2 separate regions of the Homo sapiens genome follow, and region 1 is linked to region 2. Evidence: chromatin contacts called from ENCODE Hi-C data. All regions are on one chromosome and are shown on one strand. Each heading gives the region's core, a stretch centred on a gene start or an enhancer-like site at or near the end of the contact. The rest is flanking DNA. Distances are from core to core; before and after follow the strand shown.

The links. Hi-C counts contacts between places; a loop is a spot of excess contacts on that map. Pooled maps may share reads with other maps.
Region 1: a map with no recorded cell type shows a loop between it and region 2 (6-fold over the local background). The contact joins two enhancer-like sites. A Hi-C loop is called at or near these places in 3 of 37 single-sample maps with no recorded cell type and 4 of 50 pooled maps.

What each region holds. Positions count from the first base shown.
Region 1 is chr13:40,752,521-40,756,904 of GRCh38, reverse strand. It overlaps MRPS31 (mitochondrial ribosomal protein S31), which reads left to right. Exons shown (of 7, transcript NM_005830.4): 4 at 1-32; 5 at 2,813-2,886. Among named protein-coding and RNA genes, the nearest start is that of MRPS31, 16 kb to the left of the region's middle. Within about 2 kb of position 1,349, at least 2 of the 41 ENCODE cell types and tissues checked have a DNase peak (open chromatin) inside an H3K27ac peak, as active enhancers do.
Region 2 is chr13:40,444,321-40,448,950 of GRCh38, reverse strand. All of the region lies in intron 6 of LINC00598 (long intergenic non-protein coding RNA 598), which reads left to right. Among named protein-coding and RNA genes, the nearest start is that of LINC00598, 34 kb to the left of the region's middle. RefSeq lists enhancers at 2,686-3,291, 3,101-3,400. Within about 2 kb of position 3,315, at least 13 of the 41 ENCODE cell types and tissues checked have a DNase peak (open chromatin) inside an H3K27ac peak, as active enhancers do.

The DNA of each region.
Region 1 (4,384 bases), core at 100-2,599, 310 kb before region 2:
GGCCAGGAGAAGACGGATGATCTTAAAAAAAGGTATCAGGCTTTGTAATCTGCTGGGTTTTGTTTGTGTAGTTTGTTTTTACCTTAACTGTAGATTTACCTTATTGTGTGTGTGTGTATTATTGCTGTTGGATATCTGAACATTATGAATACATTTACATCTGTGTTCTTACTCTCTGTATACCACTTCCTAGAGAGGGAACCATGTGCTGGATTTAGCCAGTCCTGTAGTTTTCCATACCTGAAATCAAAACGGGCCATGCTTCACATCTACCCACGATGAATAGGGGTCCTTTCATTTAGAGTAAGCGGAGCTGACTGAATTCTGAGCAAATAAGTATTTTGTGAGAAACATTATTTTTCATTTTAAAAATAAGTGTCTAATACTGTGTATTCATATAGCCTTTATATCTCAATACGTGCTTATCTGTTGGTATACCTTAGAGAAATAACCCACCATCAATGAGAAGAAGGAAAGGCAGGAGGAAAAAAGTTTATATAACACTTTAAAATGGTAGATTATTTGTGGCCATTTGAATTTACTGATTTGAAGTTCTTAAAGATGCTGAGCCATGCCTTACATAGTTATTTTAGAATCTAAAGTTGTTCTGTATTTGCATAACGTTTCTGTTCTTTTTCTTCTTTAAACCCTGAAAGTGATAGATGGGAAGGAGGAACCAGATATTTGGCATGGTCTGACAAAAATTAACTTGTCTTTGTAGCAGGATATGCTCACAACTGGAGTGTTTTCAATGCATTGTATATTCCATGGATTTGTTTTAAGTAAAATCAGAAACTTGAGTTAACTCTTTCTGGGTGTTAAATTAATGATTTATACAGGAAAGTTGGAAAAGGTGGTCAGCAGTTAACACCGGAAGTTCAAGAGGTTATGGTGACTTTGGAAGATTATTTGAATTACTAATTTAAAGTGATTTAGCATCTGTTACATATTATTGAATAAAGGAGAAGGTGTACTTGGAGTTTTACTTAAGAATATTTAACTGAATCAGTTAATCCTCGAGAATATTTAACTGAATCATTCATCTTGGACATGATTCTGTGCAACTACATTAGGATGGTATATTATAATTTGATTTTTAATATTAGATTTGATATTTAATATTTAAAAAATTAGAAGCAAGTAGGAAAGGGTTTTCTGTGCTTTCAATGTGTTAAAAAGCCAGCCAGAGGTGAGTAAGGGGAAGCAATGGTGAGACGCCAAGTTTTTCACCCTGCTATGACTGGGGCAGGATCTGGGATATCAACCCCAGACAACCCAGGCCTGGATTGATTTTTTCTGTTGGAGATTGACAGTTCACACTGGCCTGCCTCAGAATGTTGGCACTGCCACTGACTAATTCTGTGACTGGGGCACCTTTTATAGCCTCCATCAGGCTGTTTCCCCAGCTATAAAATGCTGAAAGTGAAACCTAGCTTAAATGGCTTTCTTAAGGAATAGAAAAGAAACACGTGTAAACTATCTGGTACATAGTAGGTGCTCAGCAAATGTCCATTCCCTCTCTTTGTAGTACGTTCCTCTTTTGAAATTCAATACTTTATCAAGGCATTTGCCCTCTGCTGTGACTTGCTTTAATCCACCATCCTGTTTATCAGACGTGCGGTTGAGGGAGAAGAATGCAAGGCACTGAAGAGAGTTATGGAGCGTAAAAGCCTTTGTTTACAAATAACTTGGAACCTGTTAGAGGGAAGATTATATGATTTGAGATCACATTATTTAACGTTCATATGGTATTTGCATTTTTCCAGTTATTTCTATTTAGTAGAGAGAAGTAATTTAGTTTATAAAAAAACAAGAATTCAAAATTATTTTTAAAACTAACCCTCCAGTTTATTATTTTTTATTTTTCTTCGAGACGGAGTCTCGCTCTTATCGCCCAGCCTGGAGTGTAGTGGCACAATGTCGGCTCACTGCAACTTCTGCTTCCTGGGTTCAAGGGATTCTCCTGCCTTAGCCTCTCAAGTAGCAGAGATTACAGGCACCTGCCATCACACCTGGCTAATTTTTTTTGTGTGTTTTTAGTAGAGACGGGGTTTCACCATGTTGGCCAGGCTGGTCTCAAACTCCTGACCTCAGGTAATCTACCTGCCTTGGCCTCCCAAAGTGCTGGGATTACAGGCGTGAGCCACCTCGCCTGGCCAGCCATCCAGTTTATAAACTGGATTTTAATCTGCCAGTAAATGTATTCAAGTAAATATGTGAATTGATGCATAAAGCAGTTGATTATCAAGTGTGTAAGAAAATGTTACCTATTAACTCTCTGATATTAATTTCAATAGTTAATTAAAAATAGTCACGTAAAGAAAGTTAATAATTATTTTAAAATACAGAATGATTGCCTTATGAAAGGGAATGTTGTGATTTACCAATGCAATCTTTTATAATTATAATTTGTAATTAAACATTGCAGTGTTTTCTGCCCTTAAAGACAAATGTTGAGTTTAACAGCTTCTATTTTGGCATGGTTATAGTTTTTCACAACATGGAGTTTTTAAAACCTTAATATAAACGTGAAAAAATAAAAATTATGGCAAATTAAGCTAATCTTTTCAATTAGGTATTTTGGAAATTGCTGTAATTGATTTGTTGTATTATGAAGCAAAACTTCAAGTGCACATTTCTGTTTTTTGTTTATCAGTCCTAAAAATGTGGCAATTTAGCTAATATTTTTGATGTGGGTCAGTGGAATTTTTAATTTCTACATAGAATATTTCACTTAAGATATTTTCTCATAGTTTTTGTTGACAGTTTAAAATATATTCATTAAAATGTTATTTTCTTTTTTTGGACTTAGGAAAAATATATTCACAGGGAAAAGACTTAATATTTTTGACATGATGGCAGTTACTAAAGAAGCACCTGAAACAGGTTTGTTAAGAATAACACTCTTTCTCAGGTGGAGAAACATTCCATCGTTCCAGGATGTCCTTAGTGTTCTAATAGTTTGGATATTTTAATATTCCATTCTGTCATTGGCCTGGATCCTGCTTATGAATGTGGCGGTTGTTACAAGGAAAACTTGGGACTGTAATGTCCGCCTAAACTGGGAAGGCGTCAAGAGACCAAAGAATAATTTGGGCAAGTCCAGCTTGATGAATAGATGAGTTTACTAGAACTTACATTACATACTGGACATTCCTGAGCAGCTCTAGAGTCACCCTGCCTCCCATCTCTAAGCAGCCTTTCAGCTAATGTTTTGTTTGCCTACTCTGTGTGCGCGATGACTGTTACCTGATATGTTCCCAGGTATGCCCTGGGATGTTTGGGTTCTCAGGGACACCTGCTCCTCAGCTAGGCACCATGGCCTTGGCTCCCTGCTCAGCCTTCAGGATCCAAGCAACACACATACACTCTTAAGTAACCTGGTGGGGGTTACTACAGTTGTCAACATTGCTAGTTTCGGTCAGGCTTCCCCCTTGAAATGTTGCATTCTGTGAGACAGCGGGAGGTAAGTACTACCGATTACCGAATCCAGAGGTCCAGATTAGCTACTAATTTGAGTTAGAACAATAATAATCAACTACCATTTACAGTGTATCTCTATGCTATTACATAAAGATATACTGGTTCCTGCCCTTAGGCAGCTTAGAAGAGGAGACAGCATTTACAAAATAACTTACTGAAGTGACTTAGTGATTGTTTAGGAGATGGGAAGAACATTCAAGGAATATATTTAACAGACTTGTAGTGTTTTCTTTGGGTAAGAAATTTGCCATTTTAAGTCTAAAAGAGAAATAAGAGTGTCCTCTTGCTTGACATTAAATTTAGTTTACTAGTAAAATAAATGAAGAAACTTAATACAAATGGTCTCTAGTGTATAAGTGATGAGCATTTCTAAAGAAAATAAGTTAGTTTTTTGGATATTGGTAGAAACAATGTTGTATGTGGACTTGGGAGGCTGAGACAACATGATGGCTTGCGACTAGGAGTTCAAGACCAGCCTGGGCAACATAGCCCCTTTCTCTAAAAAATAGAAAAAAATTATCCAGGCATGGTGGTGCATGCCTGTAATCCTAGTGACTTGGGAAGTTGAAGTGGCAGGATCACTGGAGCCCAGAATTTGAGGCTGCTGTGAGCTATGATTGTGCTATAACACTCCATCCTAAGAATCAAAGTGAGACTCCATCTCGAAGGGGAAAAAAAAAAAGAATGTTGTATATGATAGATAAGTTCCTAGGCGGGCCTCCAAAGGCTCATTTAATCTTTCTACAGTTACTTATACGAACTTTTGATTTTCCCTCTATTTAATAGACTATTAGGGGCTATATCTCATTCATGTAGCACCTACTCATGTGGCTTACAGATCATAGGAACTAGGTGTCTTAAATCTTAAATTCTTTTTTGAACAAACTGTACTGTAAAATAT
Region 2 (4,630 bases), core at 2,066-4,565:
AGGTGGTGGTGATGCTGAAATTGATTTCAGACGCTACAGGATGTAACCACACTTTTCTAGTTATAATTGCATGGGACAATTTTGGTAGTTTTCTGTGCTTATCAATGGCTAGGACTTCAGATTATTTTGAATTCCTTCAGAATCTTATAGAGTTCCAGACACTCACATATTCTTAATAAGTGTATATGGAATAAACAATTAAGAAATGAATAACGAGATGTCCCATTTCTAATTTTTAAATTTCTTTACTTTGTGCTCCTATCCAACAAATGTGTATTCAGCTTCTGCTGCAATTCATAGCTATGATCAAGACACACAAGAACCTTGCTCCCATGGAGCTTACATTGTAGGGGTGCAGAGAAAGATGTTAAATCTACAAACAACTAGATGAGAGAGTGAGACATGCCATCAAGAAAATAAATCAGGCAGTGGAATAGAGTGAAGGAGGTGGAGAGGCTGTTGTTTAGCTTGGGTGGTCAGGAAGGGTGTGAAGGGGCATGGAGGAACTAAGGTTTGGTTGGAAAGAAGGAACCAGCCTTGCATGGATTGGGAGAAACCTCAAATAACGAGGCAGACTGTTCCAGGAATCTATGTGGACTGAATGTACTGACATCACCTCTATTCATTTGCTAGGGCTGCAGTAACAAAGTACAGTCGACCCCCCTTATCCATGGCTTTGCTTTCTTCAGTTTCAGCTACCCATGGTCAACTGTGGTCTGAAAATATTAATAGGGAAATTCCAGAAATAAACAATAAGTTTTAAATCATGTGCTACTCTCAGTAGCATGATGAAATAAATATCTTGCTGTCTCACCCCATCCAGCCTGGGACCGAATCCTCCCTTTGTCTTGTGAATCCAAGCTGTAGGCACTACCTGCCTGTGAGACGCTTAGAGGCTGGCTCTGTTATCAGATAGCCTGGCAGTATCACAGTGCTTGTGTTCAAGTCACCCTTATTTTACTTAATAATGGCCCTGATCTGCCAAAGGGAAGCCGTAAGGTGATTCCTTTAAGTGAAAAGGTGAAAGTTCTTGACTTAATAAGGAAAGAAACAAATAGTATGCTGAGGTTGCTAAGATCTATGGTAAGAACCAATCTTCTATTTGTGAAACGATAAAGATGGAAAAAGAAATTCAAGCTAGTTTTCGTGTCTCCCCTTGAACTGCAAAAATTACAGCCACAGTGCACGATAACTTTTATTACAGTATATTGTTCTATTTTATTGATATTGTTGTTAATCTCTTACTGCATGTAATTAATAAACTAAACTTTATAGATATGTATGTACAGGAAAAACATAGTATCTATAGGGTGTGGTACTAGCTGCAGTTTTAGGTATCCACTGGAGTTCTTGGAATGTATCCCTCTGGAAATTGATTGTTCCACAGTTCTGGAGGCTGGAAGTCCAGGATGAAGGTGTCGGCAGGGTTCCTTCCTTCCTTTCTTCTTTCCTTCCTTCCTTCCTTACTTCTTCCCTCCCTCGCTCCCTTACTTCTTCCCTCCCTCCCTCCCTTCTTTCTCCCTTTTTCTTTCTTTCTTTTTCTTTCTTTCTTTCTTTCTTTCTCTTTCTTTCTTTCTTTCCTTTCTTTCTTCCTTTCTTTCTTTCTCTCTTTCTTTTCTTTCTTTCTCTCTCTTTTTCTTTCTCTCTTTCTCCTTTCTTTCTTTCTTTCTTTCTTTCTTTCTTTCTTTCTTTCTTTCTTTCTTTCTTTCTGTCTTCTTCTTCTTTCTCTTTCTTGACGGAGTCTCACTTCATCAAGTCACTCTGTCACTCAGTTGCCCAGGCTGGAGGGCAGTGGCATGATTTTGGCTCCCTGCAACCTCTTTCTCCTGGGTTCAACTGATTCTCCTGCCTCAGCCTCCCAAGTAGCTGGGATTACAGGTATGCACCACCACACCTGACTAATTTTTGTATTTTTAGTAGAGACGGGGTTCCACCATGTGGGCCAGGCTGCTCTTGAACTCCTGACCTCAAGTGCTTCACCCACCTCAGCCTCCCAAAGTGCTAGGATTACAGGCATGAGCCACCACACCCTGCCAGGGTTGGTTTCTTCTAAGGGCTGTGAGGAAGAATCGGTTCCATGCCTCTTTCCCAGCTCCTGGGGATTTGCTGCAATTTTTGGCATTTCTTGGCTTGTAGATCTCTGCCCTCATCTTCACAGGATGTTCTCCCTGTGTTTCCAAATTTCCCTTTTTTATAAGGACACTGGTCATATTGGACTAGGTCCTACCCTAATGATTTCCTCTGTAAAGATCTTATCTCCAAATAAGATCACATTCTGAGGTACTGGGAGATAGTACTCCATCCAGCATATGTTTTTGGCGGGGACACACTTCAACCCATAACGTCACCACTCATGAATGCCCTGGAATGTCTGTGTTACATGTGCTCACAAAAGTTTGTTTGGTTTTTCTCTTCTCTTCCATTATGTAGAATACCCTAAGGTATTTGAATTACCCACTGTTCCTCTTAGATCATTCCCTCCCAGCTGATGGAGGAACTTGGGAAAAGCTGCCAACCAACTCAATATTTTGCCTCCCTTAACTGGGAGATCACATTACTATGGGCAAAGTGCTCTTCATGCAAATCTCCATGGGTTTGAGGAAGAGGTCTGTGAATTCCAAATATTCAAGAGGGCACTGGGCAAGTGGCCCTACCTTTTTTCTTTCTTTCTTTCTTTCTTTCTTTCTTTCTTTCTTTCTTTCTTTCTTTCTTTCTTTCTTTCTTTCTTTCTCTTTTTTTTTTTTTCTGAGACGGAGTTTTGTTCTGTCACCCAGGCTGGAGTGCAGTGGCGTGATCTTGGCTCACTGCAACCTCAGTTTCTGGGTTCAAGTGATTCTCCTGCTTAAGCCTCCCCAGTAGCTGGGATTACAGGCACCCACCACCATGCCCGGCTAATTTTTTATTTTATTTTTAGTAGAGACGGGGTTTCACCATGATGGCCAGGCTGGTCTCAAACTCCTGACCTCAGGTGATCCACCAGCCTTGGCCTCCCAAGTGGCCCTGCCTTTTTAAAATAAAAATATAAATATAGGCTTTATTTCCTCTTTGGAACGCTCTAATCAAAACAAACTGGGCCACGCATGGTCACAATAACAGGTGGCTCGGGAGGTCCCTTGTGGCTTGCTGGCTGCAGACCTGGCCTCGTAGAGCCCGGGAGGGAGTGACATTGGCCCCTCATGCAGCGGGGCAGCCAAGCGTGCCTGCAGCTGGCCGAGGCCAGCTCTTGACTCACAGAATGACTAACAACGGGGAAGCGTAGACAATGGCGAGAACAATGTGGGAGAGTTGTTGCTGGAAGGAAGTGAGACTTGTCAGGGCTTCCCCCCAGCTGCTCACAAGGTAGTGCTTGGTGAAGCATGCCTTTCTCCTCAAAGTCTAAACAGGATCAGTGAAAACGTAACCAGCCCTCATGAGCCTGTAATCTGGGATTACAGGTGTGAGCCACTGCACATGGCCTGCCCCACAGCTTCTATGATGAGCCCCTCACCCCGTTTATACCACTTAAGTCTTCTCCTGGCCAGAGGTGATGCCCACACTGGGCCAGGCTGGGTCCAAGTGTGGAGTCAGGTCATCTTTCCCGGAGGGATTTACACAGAAGAGCAGGGGTCACACCCAGGGACACTGGGATGGGACGTCTGGCCCAGAAGTGGCTTCTGAACTCAATGCCCCGTGGTCTCTGTCACTTGAAGTTCTGCAACTCTAAATCTCTATTTTTATATATTTCATTGATTAAAGGCAAGAAACACTTAACTTTTGTTGAGTTTGAATAGAAGTAACTGCCCTTATATTTAACAGTGAGTAAATGTACAACGTTCCTTTTGAAATGAGGTCTTCTCCATCCCACTCGATTTCCCATATGGGAGTGTTGAAGGAATCTAGAATTCACTGTCTTCACAGTCCCCTTCACCTTGCTCAGAATCTATGTTGAAATTTTTAAAGTCCATTTTCTGTGCTGATTAAACTTTCACATGTTAGCCTTTGAGGCAGATATGGCATTTTGGTAATGTGGTATACAGATTACTGAATAATTACATAAGCTCTGGACAGCCACATTTCCTAACATGCATGTGCCTCTTCTCACGGGGCCCAGGACAATACTTCCAACTAAACAATTCCAAGAAGTTTTATTCAAATAACACTCTCTCTGAAGAATTTCTCCTGTTTAATGGGAGCTAGGGGATATAATTAACTTGAACACTTGATTTGGAATAAGACAGTAGAGATTTTAGAAATTGAGGGATTTGAAATATCAAACTCACTCCTAGGATTTAGACCCAGACAAGAAAAAGCTTAAAAATAAAAACAACATTACAATTATTAAATTTATAGTCCAAATTTAGATATGTGTAATGAATAGTCACTTTTTTTCTTCTTATCTGGAGGCTGAACAATCCCGAGCTGGGATTTTTTTTTTCTTTAATATGAAAGAAAAGAAAAATTAGTGTCTGGGAATGAAGGGTACTTATGACCTTTCTCCAGCCTCCTGGAGTGATGTTTGGGGACCTTTGCTGAAGTAAGTAGAGTTATTCATGTTGAAGACAGCTCGAGAATGAAGCACACAATTACACGGGGAGAAGAGATAAGAGAAAAGAGATCCATTTATTATTAGAGTCAACCTTTAGAGAGTTGT